Regions from separate parts of the Homo sapiens genome. Here region 2 is linked to region 1. The links are chromatin contacts, found by Hi-C or POLR2A ChIA-PET in ENCODE. All regions are on one chromosome and are shown on one strand. The core of a region is the stretch at or near the end of the contact, and the rest is flanking DNA. Distances in the headings are between cores, read along the strand shown.

Region 1 (3,768 bases), core at 390-2,889:
GAGGACTTGGGAAGGAATACAGGCACTTAGAGGTGAGGGATGGGTAGGCCCTGGGATTACAGAGCCGCCACCACTCAGAAAGCCTGTTCTTAACCATTCTGCTATCCCTTCATCAAAAAGAGCCTGATCTTCCCTTGCACAAAACACGATATTTTCCTCCTGGAAGATATCAATTAATAAAATGTATAAGTAATTTAATCTTCAACTTCAGAATTTCATTTTTAAAGGTATCAGAGTTAGCTCTCAATATCTTTCTTCTCTCAAAAAAACAGAATTTTAAAACTAAACACACACACATGATCACATAGAGGGAGATATGTGAAAAACAAAACGGGACACATAGAAATTAAAGGGCAGCCAGGCACGGTGGCTCACGCCTGTAATTGCAGCACTTTGGGAGGTCAAGGAGGGCGGATCACCTGAGATCAGAAGTTCGAGCAGCCTGGCCAACATGGCGAAACCCCATCTCTACTAAAAATACAAAAATTAGCTAGGTGTGGTGGCACATGCCTGTAATCCCAGCTACTCGGGAGGCTGAGGTAGAAGAATCACTTGAGTCAAGGAGGCAGAGGTTGCAATGAGCCAAGATCATACCACTGCACTCCAGCCTGGGTGACAGAGCGAGACTCTATCAAAAAAAAAAAAAAAAAAGGAAAGCGAAAGGAAGAAATTAAAGGGCATCTAAGCCAAAAGAGTAGTGGCCCAGACTTTTTTTTTTTTTTTTTTTTTTGAGACAGAGTCACACCCTGTCGCCCAGGCTGGAGTGCAGTGGCATGATCACAGCTCACTGCAGCCTCAAACTTCTGGGTGCAACACCACGCCCAGCTAATTTTTTTAGTATTTTGTAGAGATGGGATCTCAACATTTTGCCCAAGCTGGTCTTGAACTCCTGGGCTCAAGCAATCCTCATACCTCAGCCTCCCAAAGTGCTGAGATTACAGGTGTGAGCCGGCACACCCAGCCCAGACTATTCAGACATGTAAATATTTGACACTTTTGTGGAATAAAGGCTGAATATGGTATTTTTCTACACTGATTAAATCTCCAGGAAACTGCTTCCTAAAAAAGGTCACTGCAATGTTCTCGACTAATGGAGTATATGATGCTGAAAGTTCAAGTCAGACTCATCTAAGCCATAAAAGCCTATCAATAACATTTCTTGCATTTGTATAGTGCCATTACTTTTTTCAAAATGCATCTATTACCTCATTTTATACCACTTATGTCAGAACAAAAGGAAGAGTAATGTGTTGACTGGTTGGACAAACTGTACCGTCAAGAATGCTCCTATCCTCTGAAATGGATGAAAGTTCCAGACACGAATGTCAGATCAGCGGGAAAGAGCTTTCCAATGAGAAGAGCTATCCAACAATGGAAAGAGTGGCTCCTAGAGAGTGAGTTCCTCATTGCCAGAGGTACACAAGTAGAACTGTTAAAACCGTGTGGCTTCCAACTGCTCTAATAACTTTAAGATTCACAGTCTTCAACTTTCTTACAGTGGAAGCCATGGGGGCATTGTCCTGTTGCCTTCTCTCTCATTCCTCATTAATGAGAAAGATGTTAAGCTCACTGACGTAAGTCCCAGTGAAGTCTTCTCCAGAACTCAGAAGGGCCATAAATAGAGAGACAAAGGGCAGGAGGTGGGAGTTATTCACCAGCGTGGAGGAAGCAGGATAAGCCCAGAGGAATGGCCTCTGGAATTATACAAAGAATTTGGAGGTGACTGGGGGTGGCCCTGGGAACAAAGTGAAACTGTCAGAACTCAGATAACAGTCCACGTTCCTGAGATTGGATTGTAGCAGCCCTTCTGGAAAAGGAGCACTTCTTGGGACTTTATACAAATCCAGCTGGGTCCCCCACACACTGCCTCACAAACCCTGTACATCACCAAATATGAACAGAAGCCGTCTTTTGAGAGTTTCCTGAAACTGAGAGCTCAAGGAAGGTACCTTCTAGGACCGCCCCCTTGCCCCAAGTTTTCCAGAGGCCAGCAAACAATGAACTAGGGTTGTATATTTTCTCTACACTCTTACTTTTATGACCAAAGCAAAGGATAAAATAATTGGTAATCTGTAATTTGGTCCAAAAAACAACCTCCAGGAGATGCCTTAAATTCAATCCAGATTCTGACAATCCCCTGGTTTTATTTGGTCTACAGAGCTCATAGCAACACATGGCCCAGTTCAAGCCAATAACTTAGAGTTTTGGAGCAGACTTTAAAAGTCTTATTGGCAAAATCACAAAAGGCCAAAGAATGCACATATTATTCCAAATAAGGAAACCTTGTCCCTCTCGGATAAGGCCTGACACCCAAGATTTTCAGAGAAGACAGGATTTTTCTTCCTCAAAAAAAAAGAAGAAAAAAAAAAAAAAAACAAGGATGAGAAGGGAAAGGAAAAGAGAACCAAATCTTCATCTTACATGGTGATAAGTTAACAGATGATGTCCAAAAGGTAGTAAAACATACAGGTTACTATCAAATGTGGAAGTAAATATCAAAAGAATCAGCTAAGATTTTAAAGTGGCTGCCACCGGGGCAGCAGGGGGCTAACGGTGACGGTGTCGGAGACTGCAGTCATGTAGAAATATTGGATTCTTGAAACTCTATGCCTGTGTAACTCTGGTAAAAATTACAAATTTTAAAAGCTAGAAGAAAGCAGGGGAAGGGCTAATATACACTAAATGCATGCATTTCCAAACTTAAGCTATAAAAAGTAAATAACACTTTAGGTAAATAATAATACTGTATTTAAATATTGTTTATCCATATGTTTCAACCAGAGCACTATATCTTAATAACTCCTTTTCTGATTAAAGTAATACTGTTCACTGTTTTTAAAAAGATAGAAAATAACTCACCCTTCCCCCCACCAAAAAAAGAAAAAATAGTCATAAAATTACCACCCAGAAAAAAACTGCTGGATGATATGAAAGTATTTCCTTTTCTCTTTTTATGTATGCATATATGTATATTCGTGTATCAATACAGACAATTTTCTTTAACTCTTTGGGCTCATCTAAAGACAATAAGGTTTTTGTCTGGGGGAGAAAAAGCTTTTTTTTTTTTGAGACAGATTCTCACTCTCCCTCCCAGGCTAGAGTGCAGTGGTGCAATCTCAGTTCACTGCAACCTCCACCTCCCAGGTTCAAGTGATTCTCCTGCCTCAGCCTCCAAAGTAGCTGGGATAACAGGCACCTGCCACCATGCCCAGCTAATTTTTGTATTTTTAGTAGAGACAGGATTTCACCATGTTGGCCAGGCTGGTCTTGAAGTCCTGAGAAAAAGCATTTTATTTTGAAGATTATTAAATAAATAGGGTCTTTGCTTCTTACAGTACCATCAGTCAGTATCAAGCGTTCATTCTAAAAGGACAGGTAGGTATGTCAGGTTGTCAAAAGTTTTTGGAAAGTGAAGGTATTACCAGGCATGGTGGCTCACACCTATAGTCTCAGCTACTGGGGAGGATCACTTGAGCCTAGGAATTTGAGACCAGCCTGGACAACACAGTGAGACTCTGTCAAAAATTTTTAAAGTGGAAAAAAAATGAAAGCGAAGATGTAATTTTTCAGAATTTCTGGACATAAATTACAGCATTAAGAGAAGATCCTTACTACAAACTGGTTCCACCTCAAATTGTGCTGTTTTCTAACTCTGCTCACAAGCCTGCTCATGCACATTTATCTCGTTCCATGCAAGCCTGTCTTTGCTTTCTCCTTCTCCCTACAACCCTACTTGTCACTAGCTTTCCTCTCCACCCCAACTTCCTG
Region 2 (3,768 bases), core at 773-3,272, 34 kb after region 1:
AAACCACCCTGAGATGGGCTGGTTGAGTCAGGACAGCCCCTTCTTCCCCACAACTCCTCATCCAAGCTGGTCAGCCAGAGGCCCTCCCCCAGGCTCCTGCTCACTCCAGGAGAACAAGGAACAGGACAATGTGTTTCTCCTCTCACCTCTAAGGGATGGCCTCACAAATCCTCAGCCTAGACCCTTCCCCTTGCCTGAGCCCAGGGCTGCAATGACTGCACTGAGATGAGATGGAACCGTAAAGGCAGTGACTCCTGCTGACAATGAAATGGAGCTCAGGAGATGAAGGGACTGGCCTGAGGTCTCTCCACTAGATCACAACTGGGGGTTAGAAGAGGGATCTTGGGGCCCTCAACATACCAAGTCCCCACTCACGCCCTCTTTCCCCAACAGCGGGTACCCCTCCTGTCTCAAGTATCTCCATTCTCCCAGGCTGGGACCTTGCAAATACCTCCAGCTCCTCCCTTGCCTTATTTCTCTCATCCAAGACCAGAACCCTTCCGTGATAAGAAACTGCAGAGGGCCCCAACCTCCCAAGCCTACTGCCTGGTCCCTACCACCTCATGCCCAGGAGCTGAGGCTGAGCTCCCCAGAGCCCATCCCACCCACCAGGGCCAGATTCCTCTGGCCCTAACATGCCTTTTTCATGCCACTCACCTGTCCAACAATCTGCCATGGCTCCTCTATCCCACTGGATCAATCCTGTCCTGCCCAACATGCCCAACCCCCAGAAACCAGTCTTACCCACCCCTGCCAAGCTGGTTTCACCCTGCTCCCCTATGTACCCCTCCCCTCTTGCGGGGATTATCTCCTCTCTAATCCCTCTCTAGGTACCCATGTCATTCCCTTCCTTTGGAGGGTCCTTCCTTCTCCCCTTTCCTCCCTCCTATTGGTCCTTCAAGGCTCTGTCCAAGTTTCCCTCCACAAGGAGGCCTCCCATGACCCCCGCAGTGCTCTCTGACTCCTCTGCACACAATCCTCACTACACACTCAGGGCCTAAGCCTGTTGGCCTCCTGGCTGTGAGTTGTCACTACACTGTCTGAGCTGTACAAGCTTGACCTCATCACCAAACTGCAAAATGACCATCCACCAATATGGCCATGTTCCTTCTGCCTCCAACCTCAGCCTGGCATTCATCCCACAAATATTATCTGAGTGTCTCCAATAGACCCAGAAAGTTCTTGTCCATGTTCTTGAAACCCTCCTTACATTTCAAAGCACAAGTTAAATGCTACCTGTTCTGTGAATCCTTCCCCACACCGCCCCCCACCCTGTCCCCAGGAGCCATCTCTCCACTTTACTCTCAGGCCCTATTTCCCCATGTCCTCCCTGAGATCTAGGACTTCTGTTCCTTACTCATAGCTGGGCCTCCCACAATACCCTATACCAAGAGGATGCTCAATGAGTGGCTTTCACAGTGAACTGAAACAGAATCTGTCCAATTCTGAGGCCAGTCTGGGCTCCTGGGTGGCCTCAAGCTGCCTACATCCAAATGACCTCTCACTGTTCTTCCAAGATTGGATTTGGGCCCAGACTGAGTCAAATGACCTCTTATCATTCTTCCAAAATTAGGCTTTCCTCTTTAATTACACCTTATCTCGCCATACTCTTTGTGGATTCTAATTACGTAATTACTTCAAGCCCTGGGACTTGAAAACAAACAAAGAAAAGAAGGGAGTGTGCGTGATTACACAGGTAAGTAAACACACCAAATATGCTTATTTACATATACCATACGCCATTTTCTTGTTCCTATACAATGTTGTAACCTGCAGAATAAAACCTGAGGAGGGGTCTAAATCACATTAGGATAAAAATCCCACTGGGTAGCAGGAGACCAAGGAGAATGTCATTCTCCTGAGATGGGCTTTAAAGAGCCTTGAAGTCAACCTCCAGCACCCTCCTCTTCCCCTTCTACAATGAAGAGAGGGGCCTCTGTGATCTTGAGCATGTTCCATTTTTAAAGCATGACCAGGCCCGATCCCTGCTAAGCAAAATATATACCCTCTTCTGAATGCCAAGTATTCCTCATGCTGTGTCTCTCCTAAGGCACATTTGCACCACTGCTAGACTATGCCCATGCTGCAGGCAGGGGCCCAGTCTCATCTCTCTTAGTAATCCTAACTCTTAACCCCTCCCAATCCCAGTAGCAAGCCCTCCTCCTGCCTTACTAAAGTATGTGCCCTTCTCCCAATCCACTAAGCCTGCCCTTGCATGTGCCGGTCCCTCTGTCCTCTGGTTGGATTCCAGCTCACCCCCCAACCCACATGCCCTCATGGCACCCTGTACTTGCCCTAACATATTGTTCATCACACTTTGGCATAAAAACCCTTTCGACTATAATCCTAGCTACTCAGGAGGCTGAGCCAGGAGAATCACTTGAACCTGGGAGGCGAAGGTTGCAGTGAGCTAAGATCGCACCATTGTACTCCAGCCTGGGCAACAAGAGAGAAACTCTGTCTCAAAAAACAAAACAAAACAAAACAAAAAACAAACAAACAAAAAAACCCTTTCATTTTCCTACCTCTCCCTTCAGACCAGTAGTCTCCAAACTTTTTGATCACACCTTCCTATTTGTGAAATAGTTTTGAGGATACTTACAAAGTAATTATAAATCTGTACTCCTATAAATAGGAAAGCTAAGTCTTTCCTTTAGTTAAAGCATAAACAGAACTCCAACTGATAAAGCTTTCTTCCTGCCCTCAATGGCTATCTTGAGCACTGCTTATCTACTGCTCTAGTTTAGGAGCTCGGTGAGGACAGCAGGGGTGTTTCATTCTCGTTGTATTCCCAGGATCTCTACCGAACCCAAAACATAATAAATGAAAAAATGAATTAATTTACTTAACAGATAGTGGGGCCCCTCTGTAGGCCAGGCCCGTGCTAGGTACTGGGGACATACTGGTGACAAGAAAGAGCCCTGGCCACTGTTGTCATAACCCTACAGGCTGGTAGGGTGGGCAAACAATGATTTTCCAAAAAAGTGTAACAAAGACCACCGAACCATAAGAGCCCTCAAACAGGAGAGTGTCACCTAGGAAGCAGGGCCAGAGATAATTTCCCCAGAACATGACGCTCCAGGTGAGATCTGAGGGGTAAGAGGCACGAACCAGGTCAGGAAGGAAGGCTCCCTTTACATTCCAGGCTAAGGAAACCACATGCGCAAAAGTCCTGAGGCTGGACGGAGAACGGTAGGCACCAGGGACTAACAGAGGCCAGTAAAACAAAACAAATGCATAAACTCAGCAAGCCCAAGAAGGATGGCGAGCTCTCCTTCTCCCCTTCACTCCTCTCCACTTGTCAAAACAGACCACCCCCGACTACCACCCTCTGAGGCAGTGGCTCAGCCCTGCTACTGCCCAGCCTCTAAGCCAAGCAGAACAGGTGGGCTCTTGGCCTCCCAGCCAGCCCTCCCAAGACTGGACCCTCACATCACCCCTAACCCATGGACCCCCATATCACCCCTTCTGAGGAGCCCAGGGACTCCGAGAAGACACTCCTGAAAACCATGCATGTTGCCATAGGCACCAGCAATCAAAGGTTCCTGGACAGTTAATTTTTTAAAGAGAGTGTTAAATATTTTACATCTTCTAACAGCACTGTTTCTTCCTTGCCTATGATAAAAGGGAACACCCTATACTCCTCAAATTAAGGACTCACTCAAAATAAATGCCAATCTGCAAGACAGCCCAGGGAGGTCTGCACCCTACTGTCAAGGGCATCTTACAACGTCCTCATGACATCCTTGCATTCCTTGAGGGAAGCAC

Evidence for each region. A loop is a pair of places that touch in the nucleus more often than their neighbours do. ChIA-PET counts read pairs that join two places held with the same protein, here RNA polymerase II (POLR2A). Pooled maps may share reads with other maps.
Region 2: a loop to region 1 is called in a map of heart right ventricle, with 6 times the contacts of the local background. The contact joins two enhancer-like sites. A Hi-C loop is called at or near these places in 24 of 168 maps with a recorded cell type or tissue (Right ventricle myocardium inferior, aorta, ascending aorta and 12 more) and 6 of 50 pooled maps. POLR2A ChIA-PET finds 5 or more read pairs at or near these places in 4 of 52 experiments (A673, H1, K562 and 1 more).

The regions. Positions count from the first base shown.
Region 1 is chr10:95,507,275-95,511,042 of GRCh38, forward strand. The region is part of intron 1 of SORBS1 (sorbin and SH3 domain containing 1); the gene reads right to left. Among named protein-coding and RNA genes, the nearest start is that of SORBS1, 52 kb to the right of the region's middle. RefSeq lists an enhancer at 685-2,311. Within about 2 kb of position 1,640, at least 6 of the 41 ENCODE cell types and tissues checked have a DNase peak (open chromatin) inside an H3K27ac peak, as active enhancers do; they include heart right ventricle, where a contact is called at or near this core.
Region 2 is chr10:95,540,936-95,544,703 of GRCh38, forward strand. All of the region lies in intron 1 of SORBS1 (sorbin and SH3 domain containing 1), which reads right to left. Among named protein-coding and RNA genes, the nearest start is that of SORBS1, 19 kb to the right of the region's middle. Within about 2 kb of position 2,023, at least 3 of the 41 ENCODE cell types and tissues checked have a DNase peak (open chromatin) inside an H3K27ac peak, as active enhancers do; they include heart right ventricle, where a contact is called at or near this core.